2 separate regions of the Homo sapiens genome follow, and region 1 is linked to region 2. The links are chromatin loops, found by intact Hi-C in ENCODE. Cell type or tissue: heart left ventricle. All regions are shown on one strand. Links, peaks and the distances in the headings refer to the core of each region. The heading gives the core; the rest is flanking DNA. Region 1 has its middle 14 kb from the start of WSCD2. Region 2 overlaps WSCD2 (WSC domain containing 2).

Region 1 (14,560 bases), core at 4,762-12,761, 80 kb after region 2:
TGGATGGCCCTGCCTGCTTGTCTTCAGTAGACCATGAGTTCACTCCAAATGTTCTACAGAAGGCGAATATGAGCATTAGTTTATTCAGTGAATTGGTTATGGAGTGGGGAGCAGAGTATCTCTTAAGAGCATCCATGTTAATTATTTATTGCATGGCTGTCTTCCCCTCTGGACTATAAACTCCACAAGGGCAGAAATCATCCTGTTCAGAGAGCAAGCCTGGCAGAGTAGATGCTCCATGAATATCTGTGGACTTACAGACTCTTCTGACCAGTTCCTCTGTGTCTGTTGGTTGCCACGTACTTCCTGAAGATGTTCCATGTGGTGTATTTTCATGGTACAGGTGAGGGATTAGATGTTGGATCTGGGTTCAAGTCTTAGACCCAGCTCTTCCTATGTGACCTTAGGCAGGCCATCTCACTTCTCTGAGCTTCAGTTTACTCATCTGTAGAATGGGGACAAGAATCTCTACCTGTGGAGTTGTTTTGAAGGTCAAATGCTATAACAGTATTTTTGTCATTACTATTAAAATGAACAGACTTATCATATGTAGATGGTTACTTTCAGTATTTCTATGATTCCATAAACTGTAGGGCCATAGTCTCCAAGACATGAATATTATCTTGAAGTATATTTTTACTTCCATGGACAACTCATATTCAGCACACATTGGCACATCTCTTGTTGAAAGAAACAGTACTGAGCAGAGATTATCTTTTATCATCATTTGTTATCTGTTCAGTTAGCTGTACCACAAGCTTGCCCCTGAATGCAGGATCCATATCTAATTTGTCTGTGTATCACTAGCACTTAGCAATGGCCTTACACACTGTAAGGACTCAATACATGCAGGTTCCTGACCCCCACCTGGAGCCACAGCCACATGCCACGTGCATTTGTTGATTTAATCCTTGCAACAGACCCCCATGGCCAGTATTGTTTCCATCTTGCAAATTGAAAAACTGAGGCCCATGAGATGAAGTGACTTTCCCAAACTCACAGAACGTGCAGGTTTCAGGCCTAGGTTATTCTGGCTCCACCCTGGGGATTTTCCACTGGGACACATGGCTGTCACGGCTGGCAAATGGGTCAATCCCAGTTGCAGTCTAAAATGTAGCACGATGCCCTCATTCTCTCAGGGGACTCCAGCCTGGCCTCCAGAGAAAGGATCTTGGAAAGCAGCCTCTTCTGGCACGTTCCAGTTTAGACACACAAGCCTCCTGGGATCTCTGAGAGCCATGGGCTCACGGGCTGGATGGATGATTTTTACCTTGCAGTTTGCAGGAGTCAGCCTGACCTGGTTACAGAACTGCTCCAAGAAGCTTCCGTCTTTTGAATGTCACTTTTCCCCCAGGACTTCACAGTTCAAACCTTTTCCATGTGAATACACTTACGAGCCACAGCCCGTTAATAACAACAGCAACATTTACTGAGCTCCTATTCTGTGTAGGTCCAGGGTCCACTGATCCGGAGCCCTCACATCCATTTTGGCCTTGCAATCTCACTACTGCCGTGAAAGGCAGGTATTCCCCAAATGGGAAGACGGAGGCTCAGGGAAAAGTTAGATCACCTGCCCAGTGTCACAGTGCTGGGAACTGGTGCAGCTAAGATCCGGACCTCACCCAGCCAGGGTCTGAGCAAAGAGACAGGGAGTCAACACTCAGGCAGCCAGAATGGAGCTTGCTGTTCCACCGCCCACCTCTGAAGCAGGAGCTCTTTAAAGACATATGGGGACATCGTTGTCCTTGGCACCCTGCCTCCTCTCACCATCTTGTCCATCCCCCAAACCCAGCCGCAACAATCTTTTAGGACAGACACAGCTCTGGCTATACCCCGCTCCTGCTTAAGACCTCTAAGCGGCTTCCCAGCACACACAGCTAAAAGCCCAAACTCCTCCACTCAGTGCTAAGGCCTTTTGACGTCTGGCCTCAGATCCACTTCCTGCTGCATTTCCACAGCTCCCCTCCACCCTCCAGGGCGGATTCTCCATGCCTCCTCCCATGCTCTACTCCTTTACTGCCTTGCCTTTGAGTGGTTTTCTCTCCTTGGACTGCTCTTTCCTCCCTTCCATTTTTCCATCCAACAAACTCCTGCTCAGCCTTGTGTTTCACATGTTGCCTTCCTTTGGGATGTCTTAGTTTCTAGAACCCTCACTAATATAGCAGGGCCAGGGAGTACAGACGGAAACTGGTGTGGCCAGTTGAATCTTACTACCCTCATTATACCTTTTGACATGATCAAAGAAGGCAGTTTTGTATCCATGGTCTAGCGCAAAGAAATACATCACAACTACCTTGTATCCATGGTCTAGTGCAAAGAAATACATCACAGCAACCATTTTCTTGAGCTCAAAACCCCTCCTCTCCTCTCGTGCATTTGTTGTTTCATTTGCCCAGCAGAGCATACCTCATCTTTGTAGGAACTGCTGCTCCGAACTACAACACATGTGTCTGGAGGAAGTCATCCCTGAATGTAGATGTAGATGGGATGCCATTGAGCCTGGCTGGGCCAGTCTTAGAACTCCATTGCCCTGGCCACAGTGATTGGTCCAGCAATTGGCACATGATGACTCAAGCCCGGCCAATCAGAAACCTTCCCTGATAATTGTTCTGCTTGGTCTTGGTGGGTGTTTTGAGAGCCCCCAGCTCAACTAGGGTTCCAGTAGCAGACTGGCTAGTGGCCCTGCTCTCATGGGAAACAAAGGGGAGCTGGACATGGGTGTCTACACAGTGCCTTTCATGAGATACTTATTTTACCTGGCAGATGACCTAATGCCTAGTTGTCTGACCTGCGACCAGGAGATCTCTCACCTGGGAAACTTGTTTATATTGGCAGACACCCTGTCGCTCTCATCTGACCCGTAGCCAGTTTATCCTTGTCTGACCATTGCATTGGCACTGGGATCCTGCCCTTCTGTTTTACCTGGTGTCCCTGGGGCAAACCCAGCCTGGGGCAAACCCAGCCTGGGGCAGCCCCTAGTTCTTCAGATGCAAGATGCAAATTCAATACACCATCACAAGAGGAAATAAGTTCAAAATTTTCTACTAGAAGATTCAAGGCAAGGAGGGCATAATGAGTTGGGAGGACAGTCTTCTGTCCCCAGGTCATGCAAGGCAGAAATGAAGAGTCAGGCAGAGAGAGAGAGAGAGAGAGAGAGAAGGACATGGTGTGCAGTACATATAAGGGAACAGGGTGTGGGTCACTTTCAGTTTGCAAGGAAATGTCTGAATGGCCCCTTTAAATGATTCAACAGGAAAGTGGGGAGCCCAGTTGCTAGGCAGGACAGAGGCCTCGAGTTCTTATCTTCAGCCACTGGCTCTAGCAATTTGGGTGTGGTGTAGAACTGAAACTATGTCAGGAGTCAGCGAGCCCTGCTTCTGGTTTGAGAAAATTAAACTTGTGTTCCAAGCAGATGCTAAGGCAACATAAATTTGTCAGAATTCACTACAATGGAAAACAGCTCTATTTGATGTGGTCATGAGGCTCTGAGTTGGGAGGTGCAGAGCTACCTGTGATGTTGGTTTGAGCCCAGTGGGGACAACTGTCCTGAAAGAATGAATGCAGACAAACCGCGAGAGAAAGAATATGTTGATGAATTAGTTCCTGGATCTAACCTTCCCACCCCAAGACCAGCTACACCCCAGATCTTTCTGCAATTTGGGTCAAAAGAGCCAATTGGTAGGCCTTTGGTAGGTTCAAGTTTAAGATGGGTTTTGGTGACTTACAATCATAGGGTTCTGACATGTGAATGGTTTAAAACTCCTTCTCCAGTTTTATTATGCCATAATGTCATCAATAAATATTTACTAAGAAACTGATGTGGACCAGGCACTCAGCTAAGTAATGGGACACAACAGTGAGCTAAAGATATGGTCCCTCCCATACAGAGCTGACAGGCTGGAACTGCACAGTCCAATGCAGTAGCCACTAGCCACTGTGGCTATTTAAATTTAAAATAATTAAATTAAGTTAAATTAAAAATTCAGAGCAAGAAAACAAATAACCTGATTGAAAAACAGGCAATGCATCTGAATAGACATTGCTCAAAAGAAGAAACACAAATGGTCATCAGGTATGGAAAATGTGCCCAACATCACTAATCATCAGGGAAATGCAAATCAAAATCCCAATGAGCTATCACCTCATACCTGTTAGGATGATTATGATCAAAAAGATGAGAGATAACACGGGTTGGGAAGGGTGTGGAGAAAGGGAACCCTTGTCCATTGTTGGTGGGAATGTAAACTGGTACAGCCATTATGGAAAACAGTATGGAGATTCATAAAAAAATTAACAATAGAACTCACATATGATCCAGCAATCCCACTTCTGGATATAAATCCAAAGAAAATTAAGTCAGTATATTTTAGAGACATCTGCACTCTTATGCTCATCTGCACTCTCATGCTCATTGCAGCACTATTCACAATAGCCAACATATGAAATCAACCTAAATGTCCACTGATAGATGAATGGGTAAAGAAAATGTGGCACACACACATACACACTGAAATATTATTCAGCTTGTAAAAAGATGGAAATCCTGTTGTTTGTAATAACACAGATGAACCTAGAGGACATTATGCTAAGTGAAACAACCCAGACACAGAAAGACAAATACTGCACAATCACACTTGGTAGAATCTAAAAAAGGTCAAACTCATAGAAGCAGAGAGTAGAAAGGTGATTGCCAGAGGCTGAAGAGTGGGAGGGGAAATGGGGGGATGTTGGTCAAAAGGCAGAAAGTTTCAGTTATGCAGGATGAATAACTTCTGGAGATCTAATATATAACATGATGACTATTGTTAATAATACTCTATAGTACACTTGAAATTTGCCAAAAGAGTAGATCTTAAATGTTCTTATTGTAACTTCACAAGACTAATCTGGTTCAACTTTTATGTAAGAAAGTTGTGAGTTTTCAGTTGCCATGGACTCCCAGTTTGAAGGTTACGTAACCTGAGCATGCCCAGATGAACCAAGCATGCAACCAGGGGTAGAACCTAAGTGCTTGGTTGGAGGAGGGGATACTGAATTAAGAAATGGACACCATATGGCAGGGTCCGGGGTCCAATCAGATTGAGCCCTGGCCTCACCCCACGGTATGGTCCAGTCAGAGCACGCCTCCTGGTATCACCTCATGGCAAGATCCAATCAGATCACACCTCATTACCCTCTGACTATAAAGCCTGCCCCAACTCCCAGCTTGTGGAGACAAGTTTTGAGTGTTTCCTCCTGTCTCCTTGCCAGTCAATTCACAGTAAACCTTTATCACTGCAAAAACCCGGTGTTTCAGTGTGTGACTTGGCATTACATGTCGGCAAATGGACCCAGTTTGGTTCCATAACATCACCACAAAAAATTAAAAATAATAAAGATGTGAGGTGATGGATATGTTAATTAGCTTGATTGTGGTTATCTCTTCACAATGTCTACATGTATGTGTATCAAAACATCATGTTATACACCTTAAATATATACAATTTTTATTTGCCAATTATACCTCAATAAAGCTGGGGAAAAAAGAACACATCAGTTAAAAAAAATCTGAGTGCCTTTTCTTCGTCCTCTTCTGGTACTTAACCTGCTTTTTCAAGGAGGAAATTTAGTTCATTGCTGAGAGCTACTTGATAGTTGATGTTGAAGTCCTTATAGAACCCTAGAATATATATGTGTATATATGTGTGTGTACATATGTATATGAAAATATAAATATGCATACACACAAACATACACATATACATTTCAAACACACACACATATTTCAAAGGTTTGGTAAGCCTTCCGATGCCAATTTCTAAGCATGAGATTCCAGAAATAGAATGTCATCATAACACAGATGTTACATACTCTGGAAACTTCCTGCAAGAAGTTTGTCCTTTTAAGCATTTAAAAATAAAGAATTTCTCCAAATAAATTCAGTTATTTACTCTCACCACATTTCAATTACTCAGTAGGAACATGTGGCTAGTGGCTACCACACTGAATAGCACAAATATAGAACACTGCCATCAGAGCAAATCAGTCTATCAGACAGCCTGGTCTAGAGCTTCACTAGCCAAAGTGTTATCCTAAGACTAGCAGCACCGGCTTCACCTGGGAGCTTGTTGGAAATAGAGAATCTCAAGCTCCAACCCAGACCTATAGAGCCAGAATCTGCATTTCAATAAGATTCCCAGTGATTCATGTGTACATCAAAGTTTGAGAGACCCTGTCCTGTCAGCCACTCCTAGTTTAACCCCGTCTTCCTGACTGTCACAACCCAACTTCCTGTGTCCAGGATTGATGGTTCCAACCTCAAGAGAGACATACAGGCGTGTATGGCCATCAGCTTACTGACCTCTCCCCCAGCCACAAAATCAACTCCAAAGGTGTTTATCCACGAGCAAAGGTTTCAAGGAACAACCCCAATGTTCACCCTAATAAATACCCTCTCAAGGCATTGGCCAAGTCAGAATATAGGATTGGCATTAATAAGACCACCAGACTAGGTTGAGGTTTGGTGGCAATCCCACCCCAGGATTTTTCAATGATTCATTTTTTTCAGGGTAAAATAACTGCAGACTGCTGAAGGGAGTAAAGTGTTTGTGTTGTGTTATATTTTTATTTTTGCAGAAAGAGGAAGAAGACTTTCACTGTGTAGCAGAAGGGTCCTCCTTGCTTTCATGCTGTAAAGGATTTGCCCACTCCTGTGTGGGTTTCCAGGCTGCCAACCAACTCAGCCTGACTGAGAAGCCCAGTGTACTCTGAAAAACCTTTATACACACACACACACACACACACACACACACACGCACACACGCTTGAACTAATTGGTGGCACCCAACCATAACCAAGAAAAAAGGCAACAAACTACCGACATTTAAATTGCAGATTGTGACCTTTATGCTTGAAATCGTTTCAAACATCCTGTTTATAGCTTTGGGGTTCTGGCACTCAATAATCCTACAAATCATTTTCCTCTGTTTTTTTAATGGTTATTATTATGCATTACATTTCCCCAATTTCTGGGCCTCACCCCCAGTTGGTTTCTCCAGAGAGACTAGGTAATTTGAAAATGCCTGCAGCATGACTTTTTTGCTTTAATGTTGCCAGTTTATTCTACTTAGCTGAACCAGATGCAGAAGCTGGTGAACAATGCTTGGCCCTGCCCACTCATGACAGAGGGAGGGAAGTGAAAAAGAGGGAGGGGCTGTGGAGGTGGGAGAGAAAAAGGCTTTTTCTCCAAGCTGTAAAACTTCTCTGACCCAAAGGTCTTTAATGCGTGGGTCTAGGTTAGCATTCCCTGAAGTGTTGGTAAATTACAGGGGAATATATTGGTAGGTGTTACAAGGTAACTGTAGGTTAAACAGAAGTGAAAGGATTCCTTAATGCAGGACTTCTCAGGACCTTTAAATGCTAAAGTATATGGAGAAGTCTCTTTGGTATGAAGTGGGGAGGCAGGTCTACTGTGTCATTTCGCAAGTTTATTGAATTAAGGTGCACCTATTTCTCTGAGTGATCTCACAAAACACGGCTCACAGCCCACTTGGGAGGCACTGCTTGTTCTGGATACAATGGTACAATTGCAGACAGGTGGGCTGGCTTCCCTCCCTCCCTCCCTCCCTCCCTCCCTCCCTTCCTTCCTTCCTTCCTTCCTTCCTTCCTTCCTCTTTCTCTTTCTTCCTTCCTCTCTCTCTCTCTTTCTTTCTCCCTTTCTTTTCTTCGACAGAGTCTTACTATGTTGTCCAGGCTGGAATGCAGCGGCTATTCACAGGTGCAATCATAGCTCACTGCAACCTTGAACTTCTGAGTTCAAGTGATCCTTCTGCCTCAGCCTCACAAGTCTCAAGTCTGGGACTGCAGGTGCACATCACCACACCCAACTTGCAGCAAGGTATCTATGACCCAGCCTTAGGTGCTCCAGGATGTCACTTCTGCCACATTCTATAGGTCAAGCAAGTTACTAAGGTCTGCCCAGATTCACAGGAGGTGAAATAGCCTCTGTTTCTCAATAGAATGTACATCATTTTCAATCCACCACGCTGCCCCGGGCTTCCCAAACAGTATGTTAAAGACTCAAAATCAGAAAGACAGGAACATGAGCCCTGCTTCCTGGCACTCTAAACATTTCCATTTTAAACACCAACTCACACCCCTCCAACTATACCCACAGATCTAGGAGTTGGAGTTGGATATAGTTGTTTCTGCTTTCCAACATTTCTCTCCACTTTCTTCTGGAAAAAAACCCCCCTTTCCTGAGGGGACCCACAGGTACTTAGAACTAGCCTGTTGAGAGTAACAGCACACACTTGATTTCTCTCTGAGAGCTCATGCCTGAAGCACAATAAATGTCTGATGATTGAGTGAGTGGATCAAGGAATAATTCCAGCAGAAATAAACAGTCATGTGTATTGTGGGCCAGGCACTGTGCTATGTAGTTTATATTCACTTACTCATTTAATCCTTTTTACAAATTTATGAAGTGGCTACTAGGTTTATTGCCGTTTGACAGATGAGGAACCTGAGTCATTTGCCACATGGGTAACAAGTAGTAAGTCAGAGATTCCAGGCCAGATCCATCTGACTTTGCATCTGATGTTCTGAAAAGCCCTATAACTGGACAGAGGGAAAGAAAAGCAGTCAGTACCCACTGTGGTCCCTATTTTCTAAGTACTTCTGTATGCAAGATTCATAGGTTACTATTTATTGTTTTCTCTATGCCAGGCTTTGTTCTAAGAACTGTGTTTGCTCACTCAACCCTCACAGCAATGTCATCACGTAGGGATTATGATAATTGAGGAAATTGAGGCACAGCAATGTGAATTGACCTACTCAGTGCCACGTGGCTTCTTGTTAGAGGCAGAGCCAGGATTTGAACTCAGGACTCTGGCCCCAGGAGTCATGCTGTCCTCCATTTGGCCACTCTAAGGCACATCCTTTGTTTACTTCCCAGATGGCAACAGAAGTTAGAACCAAAAGACCAAATCTCGATTGCATTCAGCTCTGTTAGAACCTTCCAAACTCAGAGCTTCAGCACAGCTGAGACAGTGTCCTGCCTCCTGCCTGGGTTTTGAAGACATGTACCTTTTCAGCTTCTGTCACCCTCCCTGGGCCAGTCCTGGCATGAATCAAAGCATTCGAGCAGAAGGAAAACTACAGCTGGGTCAGGAGCCCAGCCTTGGGGGTCCTGCTTGCCTGGTCTGGCAGTCTGAACAGCCCCCGTTACTTCTGACCACCCCTCTGACAGCAGGATAGAGAAACTCTCTTTAAGGGGCTCTGAAGGCCCACCCTGCATTCCCCACATTCCCCACTGCCTCAGGGTGGAAAGAATTTCCAACCAAACTTGGCAAGGCAGGAAAGACTGTGGCCTGGCTGCCCCTGCTGGAAGTTGCAATACCGGCCTAGCCCTTCTGCCTCCCCTTGCTCACTGCTAAGAATAACCAGGCTACCTCCACACCCACCACTGGGGCTGCAGCCTTTTCTGAGATCTCCCTTTGCTCGGTTTAAACCCTCCATGGTAGAAGAGAAATTAGACTGCGAGCCCCAAGAGCGGGAGCTCGAATCTAATTTGTGTGTTGCAGAGAACACTGTCTTGCTGTGTTGGGGGAACCACCTATGTCTAGGGCATTTCTGGAGATCGGAGCTGCTTTCTATTAGGACTGCGTTCGTTTGCAGGGAGCTGGCCCTTACACCCTCTGGGGCAGATGCTGTCAGTGCCTGGCCTATATTCCCGCCCAGTGCGGCAGCTTCATAGTGCAAGCCTGGGTCTCTTTCCTGAAGATTTCCCTGAGCCAGGCCATCAAGAAGTGCTAGGGAGTGGATCCTGCAGGAAGATCCTTAAAACAAGGACAATGGGAATTTGTGAATAAACACCCCAGGTCCTTGTCCCTGGGGTGGGATAACTCCGAGCATTTGAGCAAGTCTTATGCTGCCTCCCACAGTCACACCACTCACTTGCTCATCAACATACCTGTGTTGACTTTCTTCTCTTCCCTGTTTCACTTCCCTTCCTCCCTACTGACGTTTCTAAGGATTTGCTCCTTGCCTCAGTGTCTGCTTCTTCTAGAGACGCTCAAACTGAAACACTTTCTGAGGCTCCTGATTGGGAAGAGTGGGGAAGCCTCTCACCTTGAGGGGCCAGGCTCTTCTTTGTCAGGGCTCATGAAGGTGACGGGTGGAGTAGGCAAGCAGACCTGTGACCAGCCCCGAAATCTTCAGCCTGTGGCCTTGCGATCCCTGGCGTGGGTTTCTATCCACTGCAGCTACTTTCCTTCCTGCTTATGTTTAGCTCCAGAGACTTTGGAAATCATTTGCAGTCCAGGAGCCTGGGCCAAGCAGAAGTCCATGTGCTGAAATCTATGCTGGGTGCGACTGTGTGTCAGACACTGTGCAGGGCTCTGGGGACCTGGTGATGAGGGTGCAGGGAGCATTTATCAGAGGGAGTCAGTCCAGCAGGGGTCCAAGAGGTCTTCCTGATGGAGAATTTTTTTTTGAGACACTCTCATTCTGTCCCCCAAGCTGGAGTGCAGTGGCATGATCTAGGCTCACTGCAACCTCTGCCTCTCAGGTTCAAGCGATTCTCCTTCCTCATCCTCCCGAGTAACTGAGACTACAGGTGTGTGCCACCACATCCAGCTAATTTTTGTATTTTTTGTAGAGACAGGGGTTTCACCATGTTGGCTAGGCTGGTCTCAAACTCCTGACCTCAAGTGATCTACCCACCTTGGCCTCCCAAAGTACTGGGATTACAGATGTGAGCCACTGCACCTGGCCCTGGAGAAGGTGGAGAAGATTCTGATGTCTGCACTCCAGCACTAGAAATCCTGATTTGATAGATCTATTACAGGTGTGGCCTGGACATTGGCAGGGTTGAAATCTCCCCAGGTGATTCCAATTTGCAGTCAGGGTAGAGACCTACTGCTTTAAGGTCCTCTCAAAGCCTGGTTCTGCCTGCTCAGCTGGTGGGCTCAGGGGAGAAGGTGAGAGTTTTAATGGTAATGTCCAAGGCAGCAGTGTAACCCGGCTTCTGTTGTCTTACCCACCCTGGTTCATGGGGGTCAAGGAAGGCATGGCCCATAAGGGACCTGTGGTAGAGGAGTCAGGCCTCCTAGGGCCCTCGAGTATATACCCCAGATATCCAACCAGTCCACACTAGCTGTGCTCATGTGTAACCCTGAGAACTCATATTCCCTGAAAATGGAGTCTATGACCTAGTGAGGAAGCCCACGTTGCCCTGGAGGACAGCCCAGCTCTGAACACACACACACACACACACACACACACACACAAACACTAACACACACACTCTCAGCATGGGACCAGGCACACATTAGGTGCTCAATCCACTTATCGGCACTTACTGTGTCTCTGTGACTGTGCTGAGCAATTTGTATACATTCTATTTTCATCTCTTCTGACAACCATAATAGGGTGCTGATTCCACTGTCCCCATTTTAAGGCTGACGCAAGGAAGGCTAGGAGATGTTAAATAACTTGTCCAAGGTCACACAGCAGCAGAACTAAGATTTGAACCCAGATCTGATTCTGAAGTCCAGGAGTTGCAGAACCATTATGGAAACTCCTTCCCTATGAAATAGGCAGAAAGAACCTATAGTTGAATGTTTGAATGACCGAATGAACTAATGAGTGAGTGAATGAATGAGTGAAGGAGTGAGTGAATGAATGAGTTATTGGTTGGCTGCCAGATTTCATGTCCAGTGGCCCACTTCTCTTTCCCATGTGATTTTTGTGACTTATGCACCATCCTTGAGCTCAAGACAATCTCATTGGTAATGAACTTCCAGGTCTCATTCTCTGTGGATTCCTCAGTCTTTGTCCTTCTCCACTGACAAAGCTGTCCTGAGACAGGGTTACTATGCTGCCCAACTTCAGGCCACTATTCATATTAAAACTAGAAACAGGCCAGGCACGGTGGCTCATGTCTGTATTCCCAGCATTTTGGGAGGCCGAGGTGGGTGGATCACGAGGTCAGGAGTTCGAGACCAGCCTGACTAACATGATGAAACTCTGTCTCTACTAAAAATACAAAAATTAGCCGGGCTTGGTGGTGCGTGCCTGTAATCCCAGCTACTTAGGAGGCTGAGGCAGGAGAATCACTTGAACCCAGGAGGCAGAGGTTGCAGTGAGCCCAGATAGCATCACTGCACTCCAGCCTGGGAGACAGAGTGAGAGTCCAAACCAAAAAAACAAACAAACAAACAAACAAAAAAGACTAGAAACAACACCTCCTATGGCACAAGCTCCAGAGAGTGGTGACACCTGGAGTTGTACAACGTGGTGGCCATGGTGGAAACATTTAAAGGGATATAAAATGATCTTATCTCACCATCCAGACCCACATCCTCCCCAAAGGAGGCGTCCTTCCCAGCCAAAGCTCGACTACCTCCTGCTCACCCTGTTTGCTTTTCAGCCATGACTTTCACTCTGACCTCTAATTAAAGTGAGTATATTGGGTCAATATTCCCAAAAGTGCAACAGAATTTCTGGGTTTCCCTGCATGTGGACATACAGCCTTTGGAGTCAGAAAGACATGGGTTCTAATCCCAGCTTCACCACTTTAGCAGCTGTGTGGCTTTGTGCAGGGAACGTTACCTCTCTGTGCTTCAGTTTCCCCATCTGCAACATGGGGATAATAATAGCACCTCACAGAGATGTGAGGATTTGAGGAATAAATTATATCAGTGCTTCTCAAATGGGGCTGATTTTGTTCCCAGGGAACACTGGACGATGTTTGGAGGCATTTTTGGTTGTCACAACTGGGGCAATGGTACCGACATCTGGTGGATAGAAGTCAGAGATGCTGCTCAGCATCCTGCAATGCACAAGACATCCATCCCTCTGCCCCAGCAACAAAGAATTATCTGGTACAAAATGGCAATAGTGCCTATATGATCCAGCAATTCCACTTATGGACAAATACCCAAAGGAATTAAAAGCAGAGCCTGGAAGAGATATTTGCATATGCATGTTAATAGCAGCATGAGTCACATTAGCCAAAAGGTGAAGCCATGCAAGTCTCCATGACAGATGAATGGACAAACAAAACGTGGTGTATTCATAGAATAGAATATTATTCAGCCTTAAAAACGAAGGAAATTCTGACACATGCTACAACATGGATGAGTCTTGAGGACGTCATGCCAAGTGAAATAAGTCAGTCTCAAAAAGACAAAGACTGTATGATTCCACTTATATGGGGTACCAAAAATAGTCAAATTTGTAGAAACAGAAAGCAGAATGATGGTTGTCAGGGGCTGGGGGGAAAAGGGAGTAAGGAGGTATTGTTTAATCGGTATAGAGTCTCATCTCTTTCATCCCAGATGAAAGGAGTTCTAAAGACAGATGGTGGTGATGGTTGCACATTACAAATGTACTTACTGCCACTGAGCTGTACACTTAAAAATGGCCAAAATGGTAAATTTTATGTGCTGTATCTTTACCACAACTTTAAAAATTGGAAAAAATATTCATAGTGCTGCTTTTGAGAAACCCTGACCTAAGTAAATCATATAGCACTCAAGTGGATAGAGAGTAGCTACCCTCAAAATGTTAGTTCCTTTCCACTTTCTTTCTCTTTTTAATTTTATTTTAATTTTATTGAGATAGAGTCTTGTTCCATCCCCCAGGGTGAAGTGCAGTGGCTCAATTTCAGCTCACTGCAACCTCTGCCTCCCAGGTTCAAGTGATTCTTCTGCCTCAGCCTCCCGAGTAGCAGGGATTACAGGCCTGCACCCACAAGCCCAGCTAATTTTGGTATTAAAAATGCAAAAATTAAAAATACTAAAAGTAGAGATGGGGGTTTTGCCATGTTGACCAGACTGGTCTCAAATGCCTGGACTCAAGCAATCTGCCCACCTCGGCCTCCCAAAGTGCTGGGATTACAGGTGTGAGCCACCACACCTGACCTATTTTCTTTTTTTATAATCACCCAGAATTTAACCTGTTACAGTTATCCTGGCTGATGTGTTGTAAGAAAAACATATTAATTTAAAAATGTGGGCTGGGTGCGGTGGCTCATGCCTGTAATCCCAGCACTTTGGGTGGCTGAGGCGGGTGGATCATGATATCACAAGATTGAGATCACCCTGGCCACACAGTGAAACCCCGTCTCTACTAAAAATACAAAAAAAAAAAAAAAATTAACCAGGCATGGTGGAACGTGCCTGTAATCCCAGCTACTTGGGAGGCTGAGGCAGGAGAATCGCTTGAACCCAGGAGGCGGAGGTTGCAGTGAGCTGAGATCGTGCCACTGCACTCCAACCTGGGCGACATAGCGAGACTCTGTCTCAAAAAAAAAAATGTGGGGTGATGAGAAACAGGTTCTAGGCCTATGCTTTCCAATAGAAATATGATAGGAGTCACAATACTTATTATTTTTATTTTAACAGCTTTATTGAGCTATCACTAACATATAAAATTTTTTATATATACATATATATTTAAAGTGCATACCTTGATTTTTTTCTCATTTAATTTTTTAAAGTTTAGATTCAGGAGGTACACGTGCAGGTTTGTGACATGGGTAGATTGTGTAATGTCGAGGTTTGTGTTTCTAAGG
Region 2 (16,423 bases), core at 4,336-12,335:
AATCTATCAGCTCATCTCCACAGCGGTCTGAAGACTGCTGAAATGGCAAAGTCACCCCAGCTGGGCTATTTATCTCCAGTAGAGAAACCAGCATCTGAAAAGAACCCTCCTGGTGGCAGTTTTTTTTCCTCCTTTACTTTTTTCTTTTGCTACAATTAATCTTTTCATGGAATTTTGCTCTCTTCAATGAAGGTGATTTGTTAAAAGGGTAGCTAAACATGAACTAATTTGTATGCCTCTGATTTATAGTTTGTGAACAGATTCACGAATAGGAGGCCTCATGCTGTACTGGAGTCAACCAGATCTAACCAGATCTGGGTTCAAATCCCACACATGATGCTGCAGTAGCCTCAAATATTACTCAAGCTCTTCGGGGTGCAGTTCTCCACCTGAAAAGTGGGAGCAAAAATTCAACTAGGGTTGTCAGGCTGAATTGTGTGCCCTGTCCCGCCCCCCACCCACACCCCAACAAAATGACATGTTGAAGTCTTGACTTCCAATTCCTTAGAATGTGGCCTTATTTGGAAATAGGGTCATGGCAGATGGAATTTTGTTATGAGGCTAAACTGGAGTAGGCTGGGTCCCAATCCAGTATGACTGGTGTCCTTATAACAAGATGGCTATATGAAGACACAGACGCAAAGGAGATGGTCATGTGAAAATGGAAGCAGAGATTGGAGTAATGTGGCTGCAAGCAAGGGATTGCTGAGGATGGCTGGGAACACTGGAAACCAGGAGAAAGGCATGGAACAGAGTCTCCCTTTGAGCCTTTGAGAGTGCATGGCCCTGCCAACACCCTGACTTCAGATTTCTGGCCTCCAGAACTGTGAGAGAATAGATATCTGTTGTTCAAGCCACCCAGTGTGTGATACTTTGTTATAGCAGCCTGAGAAAGCTAATACAAAGATATTGTTAAGGGTGACCTAAGTAACATTAATTTGATGCATTGAGCCTATCACAGGGTCTGGCACAGAAGGAAGACACAAGAAATACTTTTTCTCCTTCTGGGGATTCTCTGAAACACTGGAAGGTGGTCCCTCCAGAAGACCACCCAGTGCTGCCTGGGTTTCCTTGTACCGGCGATGGAATTTCCTGCTCATATCTAGGCTTCCCCAGGGCAGAAGGGATGCACCACTCACTTTGGTCAAGGCATAAGGATCCTACATACTAAGCTCACCTATATGCTTTCCCAGAAAGCCAGTTGTGATACCCCATGACTGAATGGGGTCCCTCCTTTGGGGTCCCCCAAAACTTTTCTAAATTTTCTTAGTATTGTCCATTATTTTTTCAAATTAGAAATAATTTTGGCTTATTGTAGAAGAACTTTTAATAAAATGAAAAGGTGTTATAATGGGGAAAAGCACAGCTTCTTCCTCTGAGGAATATTCACAACCTGTGCTTGAATCATTCCTGTATCTCCACCTTCCAGCAAAGATCTGGGCATGTAGTAGGTGTTTGATAAATACAGAATGAATGAATGAATGAAAGAATAAATGAACGAATGAATGGAGTTAGAGATCTTATATTTTAAGAAAGAAATAGTATAAGTCCAGTGGTTAAGAATAAGGGCTTTGGACTCTGATCAAATCGGGCTGGAGTCAGCTCTGCCTCTTGGCATCTGTGTGATGTTGGGCAAATAATTGAACCTCTCTGAGCCTGTTTCTTCATCCGTGAAATGGCACTCAATATTTTTACCTGATATGAAGCTGAAAGGAAAATATGGACAAATAGTCCCTGACACAGAGCACCTCAGTAACCTGCAGCCATTGCATCTCCAGCTGGAGGAGATGGGAAGTGGGTGCTCCTGCTATCCTTCCAAAAAAATGCAGACTAAATCTTCCCATGGCCACCTTCACACCCAGCCCAAGCCTCTCTGTAATCTCATGGAAATAGAAGCAGCACAACCTTTGAAGTCAAAGTGGGTTCAGCTCCTGGCTCTGCCCCAGATTAGCTGTGTGACTTTAGGAAATTCACATTACCTCTATTCCTCCATTTTCTCCTGCAAAATTACAGTATAAATAATAATAGCTGGCATGTATTAAGGTAGTATGCAAGCTTATTATAATAATAATAGCTGGCATGTACTTTCTGTACACTGAGAAGTGACGTGATGTAGTGCTTAAGGTTCAGGTGTAAGACTCACAACACCTGGGTTCACATACTGGTTTACTCCCTCCCCCAGGTGGGTAATCTTGGGCAAGTTACTTAACTTCTCTGTGCCTGACTTTCCCTCCTGTAAGATGGAGTTAATAACAGTGTCTATCTTCCTTCATTACTATGAAGATTATGTGATGTAATAGATGTAAATGCTTTGAACAGCACCTGGCACTTAGAGAGCACATGCTGAATTGACCTTATGTAATCATCACAACGCCATCTGATGTTAAGTACTTTTTATCCCAAAGAGGAAATGGCATGTCAGAAAGGTGAAGCGACCTGCCCAAGGCTGCACAGCCAGCAGGTTGCAGAACTGGGATTTGAACCCTGATTTGGCTGCTCAAAGTACAGGCCCTCACATGGCCATGTGAACCTAGAGAGGCCTAGGTAAATGACTGGCACATGGTAGGTGTCAGTTACACCAAAGAACTCAGACTCCTGCCCAGCCTCAGCTCAGCCTGGGTGCAGCTCCTCCCCTCCCACTCCCGGGCCATGATGGGCTCTGAATCCTCTACAGCCTGAGTCCTGCATCACTGCATCAAGCAGAGCCCTCACCAGCCTTGGAGAAAACAAAATGAGTTTAGCGTCAGGCCGGAGAAGTGTCTCATTTTTATTAGCGTTAATCTAATATGTTGTCTTTCCTCGCTAAACTCTGAATAAGTTAATCAAGGACAGGCTGGATTTGTGTTTTCTTGATAACACTGCCTGATTCCAAAGGCTGTCTGCTGAGAGCCCTGGCCTTGGGGCTATGTTCTTATTTTCTCTTCCTTCTCTCTGCACTTTATAAAATATATAAGATTGCTGGGTAAGGCATGGTGGGGGTGCAGGTGGCATGGTATAGAAGAATGCTCACAAGCTTTGGAATTAAACAGACCTTGTGTTAAACCTTGGTTCCCCCACTATTGACCTGTGTAAACTACGGTAAGTGATTTCTTTCTGGACCTCAGTTTTGCCATCTGGGAAATGGAATAATAATCCCTAACTTACTGAGTGGTAGTAATTAAATGAGTCAATGAAACACGTAACATGGTCTAGCCTGTAATGATCATTCACTAGATATCAGCTAATATTACTACAAATAACAAGGACAGCAACTATTAAGTGACCTATTATTATGAGCCAGAGGATATTATAAGCATGTTACATATATCATTTCATTCAAATAATACATGAAAAGCAAATAGACAAGTGGTTGGTGTGAAGTAGGTACTCAAGAAATGGTCCTTATTATTAGCATTGATGGCAGTATTTCAATCTCACAACAAATGAGAGACGTTGTTGTTTCTGTATCACCTACACCATAAGGAATTCATATTCTATCAGGGGACATGGACAAACATACACAATTGCCATTCATATAAGGGCCATGCCAGGGAGCATAGAGGAGGAGCATTTGATCAAACCTGTAAGGGGATCAGGGAAAATTTCTTGAAGATTAGCAAAGATGAGACTTGGAGGAAGAGTAGAGCTAACGATGTAGAGGTACTCCAGGCAAAGGGATAGTCATTCATTCGTTTATTCATCCAGTCATTCACCCATTCAACAAATAGGTATTCAGCAACAGCACTTAGCCAGGTGCTGTCCCGGGTGCTGATAGAACACAGACAGGCAGGACAGGTAATAGCCCTGCCCTCCTGGAGCTGACAGTCCAGTAGAACAGGCTGATCTTAAACAAAGAGGCAAACACATAAATGAGATGCTTTCAGATGGTGATAAGTGTTATGATGAAAATAGAGTCGGGGATTGTGGTTGTGACTGGGTAGGAAGTGGGGTTATTTGAGTTAGGATGCTCCGGGATGGTCTCTATGGGAAGTCGAGGTTTGATTAAAGACTTGAAGGAAAGGAAGAAGGGAGCTATGCAAACATCTGGGGAGACGGCATCCCAGATAGAAGGCACTGCATATACAGAGATCTTGGGATAGAAACAGGCTTGGTGTGTTCAGTGAACTGCAAGGACAGTGGGGCAGAGCATGGTGAGGGGAGTGGGGTTATAAGATGAGGTTGCAGAGTTGGACTGTGGGAGGCGTCTGGAATTTGTCCTAAGCATTATGGGGACCATATCTCAAGGTGCTGGCTGGTGAGGACTTTGGGGCTTTCAAAGGCCAGAATGGAGTTTGGAGTGGCTGGGGTGTAGCACTTCACACCTCACCTATACCTATAAGATGATACCCCGGGAGATCCCAGGAGCACTTCCTGAGCACCTCTAAGCATCTACTCAGTGCTAGGCCTTCATCACCCTTGTCTCATTGAACTCTCAGGAGCATCCAGTAAAATCCCCATTTTACAGATTTCAAAACTGAGGCGGGAGAAGGTAAAACCATTTGCCTGGGCCACATGGCTGGTGGGGGTGGAGCTGGAATATGAATCCACATCCCCTGATCCATTCTACCACTTCCAACATCTCCTTTGCCTCCCTGTGAGCATTGGTTCTTGAAGAGGCAGAAGTCTAGGAAATTCCTGAGGGCAGAAAGATAGAGTCTTCTAGATGGTTCCCAGGCCAGGTTGGGGGCAGGACTGGGGCAGGAGAATGTGTTCCAAGATGAATTCCCTCCATTAATCCTGCTTCCTTCCATGGTAGCAGAAGGGTTTTTTATGAGTTGAATCACAGTAGAACACAAAGGCTAGTGAGATTTTCCATCTGCCTTGATTGGTGGTTTATTCTCCCAAACCATCTGGCCCAGATTTCTGAAATGTCCATTTGTGTTAATCTTATGAATTGTAGGGGTTGTGGGTTCCTCCCTAGCATGCTGGTTGGATGGGTAGATGCCAGTGGACTCTAGGAGACAGCCTTAGAGAACTGAGCATTCAGGCCAGATGAATCAGATTTAAACTCCGTTCCTGCTGCTGACCAGCTGCGCAGCTTTGGGCAAGTGTCTTCCCTTCTTCAAGCCTCAGTTTCCACATCTGTTAGCTGGGCACAGGATAATAGGGGCCTTGTTTAAGCCCATGAAGTGTAGTGAAAATCAAATAAGGTAATGCAGTCATGAACAAAAGCCTTTTTAGATTATAAATGGCTGAGAAAATGCAATGAAATCTATCCAGGGCAATGATCTCTCCTGAGATCCATCACCAAGGGACCCAGCAAGATGGACTGAGAGACAGTCTGGTGGAGCAGAAGCTCTGCCACTTAGCTGTGTAATCTTGTGCTCTTGGTACCCCACTTTCCTCATCTTTAAAATGGGAATAAATAAAATCTATCACCTACAGTTGTGGTGATGTTTCTATATATGTAAAGTGCTTGGAAACAGTACTTGGTGCCTAGTAAGTACCCAATAAATGCTGACTGTTTTATTTTCATGTATATTTAACAAGGACTGTAAAAGGCTACAGGGGAGAGTCAGACTTTGACCTCTGATAGATGTGGAGTTCAAATCCAAACTTGCCTCTTGACAAGCTGTGTGACCTTGGGCAAGCCGCTTCATCTCTCTGAGCTTCAATTTTCTCCTCTGTGCAATGGGGATGATAATGGCAGGCACTATTTATAGCTACAATGATATGACAGCTGGTTCCTATTAAACACTGAAAACTGACAGCTGTTATTACATTGTTAGTATCTCCTCCCTTCTCCCCAGCCCCTCAGTGTCCAGATGTTCCTCGCTCTTACCTCGCTCTTCCTCCTTCTCCCGGACAACCCTCCCCTTGAGGGCTCGGCTCCAGGCTCCACCGTAGTCGCCAAGCTTGGCTCTCTCATTCCCATCCTTGCCCTTGAACCAGGGTCCGTACCTGCGAGCAATGCTTGAGGCTTCACCTGTGTCCCGGAAACCTCTGCCCAGATGCATGTCACCCAAGAAGGACAGCTCAGCACCCTCAGCTGGGCCTCCTGCAGCAGCGGGGTTCGCCTGGTTCCCCGAGACAGCGGGCTGGCCCACAAAGCCAGAGTGAAGGAAGACAAGGCTCCCAGCAGTCAGGTAGAGTGCCAGGAAGGTAAAGAAGCGCACAGGTTTCCGGCGGAAGTACCGCTGGAATTTGAACCAGAGCTTGGCCATAGTGGGATCATTCCGGACTGGCTCTCTGGGGCTTGGCTGGGGTGCTTGGGAGAGGATGGAAGGGGCTTGGTTTCCCAAGCTTTCCTTAGGGATGGAACACTTGGGGGTCCTCAGTCTCACTCTTCCTGAAAAAGTGATCACCAAGGCCAGAAGGGGAGGGCAAGTTCAATGCTTGGCTGAGGCCATGAGAAAGGATGGAGCTTACCAGCCCTCCCAAACTGAAGGTGAGCTTCTTTGGGCCAACAAGGGGGTTTTGAGGCTCAGAACACACATAAGTTGGTCCCATTTTCCTACATATTGTTCTTCACTTCAGAGTGTTCCTAAAGAACTGTGAGAATAGCACTTGGAGAAGGTTTCTGAGGGTTACCAGCAGCTGCAGTTCACTTCTTGCCCTTTCTCTGCTCCTCAGGCCAATGGATCTGGGTTATTTCACTGGGGGCCTTGTTTCTGGCCTCTTCCCCAGCTGAAGACCAAGCTTGGCCTTTCTACCTCATGGGAACAGAAGCTGGTGGGCCTCCATCCAGTCAGGCATCAGGACTCAGGGATGCCACCTGCAAAACAGCAGAGACACAGGCATGAGAAGCCCCTTCACCAAAGCACAGAACCCACAGGGTTCTTGAGCATCCTACAGGGAAATGCAGAGGCCCGGAGAGAGGAGGAAACCACCAATGGCATGAAACAGTTTAAGAGCAGTGCTAGATAAAGAGCATCCCTGAGTCTTCTAGAACACTGCCTTTTTCTTGACACCAAACTGGGAATTTAGGGACCTGGATCCTAGTGGGCCCTAGTTGGGGACAAACTTTGTCTTGGACAAGCACAGGTTCTTATGGGCCAGTGGTTTGCTTTGCTCCATACTTCCTATATATTTGTCAAATATATACTGATCCAAGGATTACCTTAAGTCTGAAAAGTACTTTCAAGGTCCTTGCTGAACTACCTGCTGAACCTGGGCAATTCTGAACCAGACCAGATTCATTCATTTTTTTTCCCAACAAACACTCAGTGAGACCTACTTTGTGTGAGGCACTGTCCTAGGTGCTGGAAATTAAGCTGTGAGCGGCAGAGGCAAAATCCCCTCTTTCATAGAGCTCACATTCTAGTGGGAGAAATAAAATCCATAGCCCCTCTCCTCTATCCAAGAAGGAAAAGGAAAAAGAAGGAAAGTAGGGTTATTTAGCAGCATATTTGTCCATTCAGTGTTTATTGAGTGTCTACCATGTGCTCAGCTTTGTGCCCAGCCATCTACACTTGTCTCCTTTATTGCTCCCAACATTCCTATGAGAGGTAACTATTTCTCTTCTTTACAGATGAGGAAATGGAGGTCACACAGCTGGTGAGTGATGGAGCTGGGATCTGGACCCAGGACAGTCCAAATCGCAAATCACAGCTCTTAACCAGTGTCTCTTTGACTCTGCCTCTTTCCCACATAGTCTGGACATCACTTGAGAATTCAGAGACAGCCCCCCAGACGGTAGCCCATCCTTACAGCCTCCCGGTCACCAGCATGGCTCACCCTTTGTCAGGGTCTCCCGGGTGTGGGTCTGAGAAACAACTGATTCAGAATCACCTGAGAGCCTGGTGAATATAGATTCCTAACCTTTCCAACCAGAATGTCTGGTTGAGGGGGAAACCCACATCTGTAACCAGGTGCTCTCAGATAATGGTAATGAGCACAGAGAGTTGAGTACCACAGCTTTATGAGTAAATGTTCAGGATCATCAGTCAAGAGGAAAAATAGAATGTAAATTAGAAAACAGAAAACCCCATTTAGCCAATGCTTTTTCATATTACCACCAGCAGGGGGCCCCATGACCATCTTAGCCAACGCCTGAGATTCCATAGTCAGCCAATGGAAGATACAAATTGTAACATACTCTCCTAATCCAGACAGTAGTGTGGGCATTTAACTGTGGTTTAAGGTAGAGTCTGCCATCCCATTTATTCAAGAACTAAGTACTGAGCACATACTATGTCACCCTCGTAGGCACTTGGAATAAATAAGTGAACAAAACAGACAAAAATCCATGCCTTTGTAAAGTCAAACTATCTGTCCATCTATCCATCCGTCTGTCATCCAGCAGTCCACCTACCCATCCAGTCATTAAGCCAACCCTCTATCCATCCACCCATCCATCCATCCAACCATTCATCTGTCTGTCATCCAGCATCCACCCACCCATCCATTCGTTAACCCATCCGTCCATCCATCCATCTATCCATCCATCCATCCATCCATTTGCCTTCCGGCAGTTCACCTACCCATCTATTCATTGAACCATCCATCCACCTACCATTAATCTATTCATTAATCTGTCCAACTATACATCCATTCATCTATCCATCTGAACTATAGCAGCCCATCCATCCATCCATCCAACTCTCCACCCATCCAGTCATCCACTCATTCTTCCATTTATTTAAAAACATATGCTGATTGCCTACTATGTGTGTGTTTGAGATGCAGGAATAAATAATTCACAGTCCCTGCTTTCAGAGAATTCAGAGTCAACTGAGGGAGAAAGCAATGTAAACAATCACTATGCTAGACAGACTATGATAAATCCCATAGTAGATGTGTGTACAGGATACAGCAATCAATATTATAGTTAATGTTTATTGGACAGTTAATACATGCCAGACATTCTTCTACACATATACATACTCTCATTTAAACATTTCTATGAGGGAGACCTATATCTATTTTTACACAAGAGGGGAATGAGTATCAGAGAGATTAGGTAACTTGTTCAGGGTCACAGAGCTAGTAAGTGGCAGCAGGATGGTAAACCCAGTGCCACCTGATTTCAAAGCCTATATTCCTAACCGTATGTCTATTCTGGTCTTGTAACTCTTTGAGGATCTCATGACAACTATAGATATATGCCCAGAAAAAAAAAAAGCCCTTGCACATAAGCTCCCAGAATTTGGCTTAAAATATCAGGGTGGGGTTTGGACCCTGGGTTGAGAAGCCATGGAATGTGGGAGCCCAGGGAAGTGAGGGTCTGCAACTGCCTGGGGGAACCATAGAGGGCTTCCCCAGGGAGGAGTCTTTGAGCCAGTAGGTCTTGCAAAAGGAGTCAAAATTCTCTGGGTGAAGGAGCAACAGAAGGTTAGCCCAGGGAAGAGGAACAGCCCACATGAGGGTGCATCACTGAGGGGTAAGAAACAAAGGAGCTTGGGGGACTGTGGGCTGGGAACACAGCCAAGCAGTGGGCAGGAGCCAGACCATGGGAAGCCTTGGATGCCAAGCTCAGGAGTTGGGACTGTGTTCTAAAAACACACATGAGAATCCACTGAGGTTTCATGGTCGTGCCAACACGTGCCAGATGTTTCTGCAGCTGGGATGGGATGAGAAAAAGCCAGCAGTCCTCGTGGGATGGGCAAGGGGACACCAGCCCTTCCAGAGGCACTCAGGCAAGAACAGAGGTGGACTCCACAGGCAAACAGACCTGGGTTCAAATCCTGCCTCTTCCATTACCCCAGGTGAGTGACTGGGGCAAGACATCCCTTCTCAGCAAGACTCAGGTTCCTCACCTGTAAAGTGGCCTAAAGGATCTTGACTTCTCCCCTAAAAAGTATGTTGCTGGAAGGACTGAATTAAACATTGTAGGAGGAATACCTGATGCATAGGAGATGCTCAAGATAAGCCCCACCTCCGCCCCTCAAGGGCACATGTGAGACACTTGAAAGCCATTTGCCACCTCAGCACATTTGCTGTCGTGGAGACAGCAAAGTTTTCAGCTGTAGTGTTCCCTGTGGCTTTCTGCCTCTCTCAGGATATTTCTGGGTCTAGTCCTTTTTCATTGTTCCCTCTTCGTTCTTTCATATTCCAACACATCTCTTCTCTAAGTGGGTGCGAAAGGGGCTTTAAGAGGATAATGAGCTCATTAGGGGCTGGCAGGGAACAGAATGAGACTGAGGCATGGGTGATGTGGAAAATGAAGGAGATCTGCCGGAGGGATGTGGACCGTGTGGAGAGGGGCTGTGTCCACCCCCCACTTTCAGAGCTCCCTTTTCTCCTGGGGAGGGAAGGTGCTGACCTGAGCCATCCCACAGCATCCTGCCGGTGCTAGGAGGAGGCAGGGGCTCGCCCAGAGGAAGAGCCCCCTGGAAGCTGAGCCCCATGGAGGGGATAAGGCTATTTGATACATAGGAGGGTCCCAAGAAACACTGGTAGAGAAAAATGAGTAAAAAGAGTCAGGTTCATCCCCCCAGGGCTTACACCTACAACCATGGCTTCACACACTGGCCAAAACACTCAGGTGACAGCCTTGGAGAACTGTAAATCCAGGGCTCTGTGGAGGTAGCATTTGTGTTACTCAGCACTGGGTGGTTCTGGGGTTCAAGGGTTCCAGGATTCGGCTGAGCCAAAGCCCCATATCCTCAAAGGTATCCCAGACTCCCCTGCCTCCCACATCCATCTGTCATTCTCTCTCTCCTGCCTCTCTCTCCATCTCTGTCTCTCCAAGTCTCTCTCTAGTCTGTCATTGTCCCTTTCTGCTATCTCTCTCCAGAGAGAAATTCTGCCTCAAAGGTAATGGGGAAATGAAACTAACTGCATTTGTTGAATACCTACTATATGCTGGATACTGTGTTTGAAGGTTTTACAAATACGTTCTCCCATATTCCTCCCTCTGGGATAGCTGCAAGGCAGGTGTGATGTTTCTTCACAATCCACAGATAATGTGTCTACAACCCTGGGTGAGACAGGGGCTGTTGGCCTTCAGCAACCCACTTCTCTCTGTCTCTATTTGTTCATAGCATGTTGAGGATTATAATTGTATTAATATCCCCTCCTGTCATTCACTTACAGGTGTGAGGTCCAGACAGGGGACTTCATCTCTCTGAGCTGCCATCTTCTCTCTATAAAGTTAAGTCAACCATAGAATGCCCCTCCCAGAGGTGTGGGGAGGATTCGATGAGACAATCCACAGGGCTGGCTATCACGACTTCATCCCCCTTTATTTTATGTGACACCTCTCTAAGCCTCAGTTTCCCCATCTGTTAAATGTGGTGGACGACCTCTACTCTGCCTCCCCCCCAGGGCTGGCATGAGTTTCCACAGGGAGGAGGCTGAGAGGCCCCCTTTGTGGGAGTGGCAGCATTTGGTTACTGCAGTTCATGTTTCCAGCAGGAGCCTCAAAGTGTCTAAACACAGACTATTTTTAGCACCAGAATGAGGCTCTGGTGTTGAGCTGCCAACTTGAAGATGGGTGGGGAAGAGCTGCCTGCAGGGGAAAGAAAAACAGAGGCATAGCCTGCCCTGTGGTTCCTTACCTCCCCTGGGAGTAAAATTATGCCTCCCCCTTCCAGGTTCTATTGGCTAGGGTAGGCCAGAATGGAAGCCTGTGAGGCTGGGTAGGGGGCTGACTCCCTCTCTGTAATCCCCAGCACCTGACTTGGGGGGCAGAGGCAGTTCGGAGGGACTGGGCAGGCCCAGCGACCAACTGACCCCCAGACCACCCAAGCTTCACCGAGAAATAGCTATTGAGAAATCAGGTTCATGAAGGTTTGATTTCTTAAGAGTTCTGGGTAGGAGACCCATCTGGGAAGTTTCCAAGAAACTGGGGAGCCCAGGTAAAATTTCAGTCTTGTTCTAATAATAAAAATATCAGAAGTCACTGGTGTTTGTTGAGCGCATACTATATGCCAGTCATCTTATTCCCATTGTGCCTTTTAATCCCCACTATCATTCTTTGAGGTGGTCATTAACTTCTTTGAACATCAGTTTCCCCATCTATAGAGTGATGATGTAATATAATTTATCTCTTAGGGTTAGCGTGAGAACTAAATAAGTCAATATATACAAATATATCATATCTATATGTATTAGGTGCAAATGCTACATCTTATAATAATTTCTGGAGAATACATGTGGTTTTGCCTGTTCAGTGCCCCTTCATTCTGATACAAGGACTCTATTTTCCTTCACGGAATTTCTCCCTCATTAATTCTCAGCTCATGTGGCTTGGATAGAATGGATTCCTCTTGCCAGTTGCTGCAGACATTCCTATACCTCCCTCCTGATGCATGTATATAATAATTAATGTAGAGTGCATGTATACCTAGGAGTGAAAGCGCTAGTTTTTGTCTGTTTGTTTTTGTTTTTGTATGAGCATCTTATGATTATCCTAAAAGATGCCAGTTTTTTTCCAAGGTTGCTGTAGTCACAACTTCCCCAGTACAGTTTGAGCATTCCTGCTGCTCCAAATCCACACCAACACTTAATGTTGTCAGTCCTTTCCTTTTTGGTCAGTTTGGTAGATCTGTAACAGATGCCATATGTGCCCCACCCACAGAGTTAAATTCTGAATGTTCATCTGGTTGTCTGAGGGGTTTCTCCAGCACCTTGAATGCTTTTTGTGCTTGTGTGGTTGGCAGGCAAGACATGCTAGAATATTAACATTTGGAAGCAGCTGCAAATATGACTGATGGGAGTTGGTGTATAAATGCCCCAGCTCCCTTGCTCCTCAGCTGGAATAACTCTGCAGTGTGTATTTCTCCAGTGGGACTTAGCCTCAACCACCCTCTGTAACAGATGACTCAATAATACACCCTTTATTGATTTCTTCCCTTCCCTGTCTCACTTCCCCGCTCAGGGAAGGACAGGAGTAAGTATACTCTTTATTTCCTAAATGAACTACTTATCAGTGGTATTCATTTCTTGGAATAGTTGATTCCTTAGAATAGGAATCAATATGGTTGATTCATATCATATCAATGGTTTTTCAACCTTTTCCTTATCATAGACATGTAAAATATTTCCAGTCTTCCCTCTTTTATAAATAAGTAACGCTATGATAAACATCCTGTATGTAAATCTTTATACAGATCCCCGGAAAGCAATATAGGACCTTTCAACAATGATGAGACATCGGCATATTATACCCACTTTACAGATGAGAAAGCTAAAGTTCACAGAGATTAAGTAACTTGCCCAGACACACAAAAAGTGGAGCATGAATTCAAGTGCAAAACTGAGCCTCAGTGTCATGATGCCATGGCGGACACTATGCAGACCAGCAAGGCAGCTATTCCCTGTCTTAACCACTAATCCCTCAGTTGAATCCAAGCCTTGATGAAAGGAACCTTTCTGAGCCTGAAGATATGGATGGCCATGCCTCGAACACTTCTCAGGTAGATAACCCCCAATTCCTTTAATCAAAGTTCTTTCTCACCCTTCTTGGTGGTGGACCAGCCATTTGGCAAGTGAAAGACTTAATGAAACAGCTTGAGAAGAAATGCCATTATAAATGCCAAATCCTTTCCCTCATTGTCTTAGGAATCCAGAATTTTAGTAACCCAGCTAACCCTAGGGAAGGCTTTTGCACCCCGTACAGTGGGTGGACCCTCTCTGGGACACACCCTTCCATTCATTGGTGTGCTGTAGTTTAATGATTCCATCGTGCTCATGATGGATATATTGTGGTTCTGCAGATCTTTGATGCAACAATTCTGCAGAATCTTTGACACAACAATCCCACTTTTTTGACCAGGAAGCATGTACACACCAGGAAAGCTTCACCAGGTTCCTAGGCACACCCGTATGTTGCCCCCTACACTTGCTCACCCCACCTCCAGAAAGAATCCCCTGGGTCCCCACACTTCCCTCTGTTCCCAGGAAGGAAACTCACTCAGCACTACCCTACGCTCACAGCCTGCCAACCATGTCCATTTTCATTTATCTTCCCCAAAACTCAAGAAAATAAATGAGAAGGCAAAGTGCCATTAGCTTAATGGCCTTTAACACCCAGCCATCTGCCATGATGTAATTAAATAAAAAAATCAGAGGGAGCATATGGTGTCCGTTATAAATAAATATTAAAATTTTGTTTATCTGGGTAATGACTCTAGTGCCTCTTGCTCCATGGGCAATCTTTACAGCCATCTTCGCTTGTTGCAGGGTCAGGGTGGGCCACTATGGACAGGAATGGCCACGGAGAGGAAACGTGGAAAGGGGTCAGGGCCAGAGTCACACACTCCTGCATCTGAACCTGCCTCAGGGCGGTGGTGGCTGTGTGATCTTCAGCAAGGGGCCTCTCTGTGACTCAGTTTTCTCACCTGCAAAATAGAGCCAATCCACCCTGCCTCATTGGAAAGGTAGGAGGGTTAAATGAGCTACTGTTTTTAAAATACATAGCACCCTAATAATAATGTGAGCTAGTATTTATTGAGCACCAACTATGTGACAGACACTGTCTAGAGAGTAACTTGTAATCCTTACAACAACCCTATAAGAAAGGTTCCACTTGTTAGCCCCATTTTACAGATTAGGAAATCAGAGAAGTTAAGTCATCTGTGCAGCATCACACAGCTAGCAAGTGGTGGAACAGGCTTCGAGCCCAGGAAGCCTGGCTCTGGGGCCTGCACTCTTAACCGTATGCTAAACCTGTCATGACAGTTTCTTAGTAGGTAGTCATTCTCTGCCACAACTTTGGCCAACTAAACAAAACATTTACCTCTTCTCATGACAATACCCTTTGCCCAGACTTCAGAAAAAGATAAAGGTTCAATGAGTTGGTGCAATGATTGGTGACTACCTAAGGTAGGTGTGGAGGACACATTTTGAGGAATCTGTCTAGTATGTGACACCCACCCCTTGCTTACAGAGGCAGACCCTAGGGGCTGTGTTTGCAGCATATTACCCTTCCCACTGGCACTGCCGGTGGATAATAGGTAGGCTCAGATCTAAAACTGGTCAATCCATTCTTGGCCCCAGAAATATGGAGTTGGGATTTGAGACATTCACATCTTTGCTGATCACTTAGACTATGGACCTGTAGCCTCAGGAGCTGTCACCAGGTGCCCAAAGAAAGAGCAAAAGTTAAGTCTGCAAAGAGAAGAAGAAGAAAGTAGCTGAGCAGAGAAGAGACACTGAACCGAGACAAAGAAGAGACAAAGGACCCGAGAAAGACTTGAGTCCTTGATCTCGTAGGACCAAGCCTTCCAGGGTTATAGACAGCACTGAATGAGAAAACTTTTCATTTGTCTCTTCTTACCATGGTGCTAGGTATACCAAAAGGGCTCAATAAGCTACAGTTAGTCTTCAAAGGGCAACTCATAAAACAAAACATACTCTTACCATACGATCCAGCAATCATGCTCATGGGAATTTACCCAAAGGAGTATGTACATCCAGACAGTGGAGTATTATTCAGGGCTAAATGACATGGAGGAAACTTAAATGCATATTATCAAGTGAAAGAAGCCAATCTGAAAAAGCTACACACTGTACGATTCCAATGATATGATATTCTGGAAAAGCCAAAACTATGGAGACAGTAAAAAGATCAGTGGTTGCTGAGGGCTAGAGGGAGGGTGAGTAGGTAGAGTATAGGATTTTTAGGACAGTGAAACTGCTCCGTATGATACTATAATGGTGGACACATGTCATTATACATTTGTCCAAACCTACAGAAGGTACAACACCAAGAGTGAGCCCTAATGGACACTGCAGACTTGAGTGATAATGATGTGTCAGTGTAGGTTCATCAACTGTAACAAAGGGACCACTCTGGTGCGGGATGTTGATGGAGGGGGAGGCTGTTGGAGGAGGGTCTGGGGTTATATGGGAACTTTCTGTACTTGCCGCTCAATTTTGCTATGAATCTAAAATGGCTTTTTAAAAGTCTATTTAAAAAGGGGGGACAATAATTTATTTGAAAAGGCAGAGACCCACTGAGGTACATGTCAACGAAATATCCAAACTGTGGGCTCTGGGGAAGGGGCCATGTTGCAGGAAGGGTCAGGGGATTGGAGAGAGATGAAGGGGTGAGCTGACAGTCTCCCTTGTACAGTGGTTTGATGAAAGGGACCCAAGGTGCAGGTCACCCAGTCCACTGGCCACCCCATGAGGCAGCTGGCAGCCCTTCTCCAAGTGCAGATCACTTTCTTCCCCAAGAGGGACTTCTGAAGGGACTTCTAAATCCCTATCATTAAGCCATCTGGAGTCATCCTTCTCCTCCAGGAGCTGCTGTGTCTTGGGTCAATTAGTGCACATTTGCATAGAGTTCCTTAATAGGCTGGGGGAGATAATGGACGGTTCTGCTGGTTCTGGGCAGAGTGTTTACCCAAGAGGCAGACCTACAGGGAATGGCAGAGAACAGGGAGGAAGGCAGGAAGGAGGAGATAGGATGGACTAGGATAGGATGAAAGGGAATGGCGTAGAGTAAGCTATCATTGACTCACATACAGTAAGGAGAAATGTTATCTTGTGAACCTTTGCCTCGGTTGTGTGTGCGCATCACAATGTCAAATACATTTCTCACTGTGGGGTCACT

The links. Hi-C counts contacts between places; a loop is a spot of excess contacts. Peaks named below come from ENCODE experiments on the same cell type or tissue, not always from the same donor. Only the 100,000 strongest peaks of a DNase experiment are listed, where the experiment ranks them.
Region 1: a loop joins it to region 2, with 4 times the contacts of the local background. A loop is called at or near these places in 12 of 110 quality-filtered maps.

Annotation. Positions count from the first base shown.
Region 1 is chr12:108,108,143-108,122,702 of GRCh38, reverse strand. No RefSeq gene overlaps it. Among named protein-coding and RNA genes, the nearest start is that of WSCD2, 14 kb to the left of the region's middle. RefSeq lists enhancers at 3,041-3,160, 3,171-3,220. In heart left ventricle, for the core only: a CTCF peak has its summit at 9,370 (motif pointing left); no DNase peak of the experiment used is centred there; H3K27ac peaks cover 242 bases; H3K27me3 peaks cover 625 bases.
Region 2 is chr12:108,185,553-108,201,975 of GRCh38, reverse strand. WSCD2 (WSC domain containing 2) reads right to left here. Exons shown (of 9, transcript NM_014653.4): 2 at 5,762-6,694. The coding sequence starts at 6,143. It overlaps LOC124903077 (a long non-coding RNA gene), which reads left to right. Exons shown (of 3, transcript XR_007063583.1): 3 at 10,957-11,014. It overlaps LOC105369965 (a long non-coding RNA gene), which reads left to right and starts at 14,157. Exons shown (of 3, transcript XR_001749312.2): 1 at 14,157-14,243. In heart left ventricle, for the core only: CTCF peaks have their summits at 7,934 (motif pointing right) and 11,290; no DNase peak of the experiment used is centred there; H3K27ac peaks cover 218 bases; H3K27me3 peaks cover 635 bases.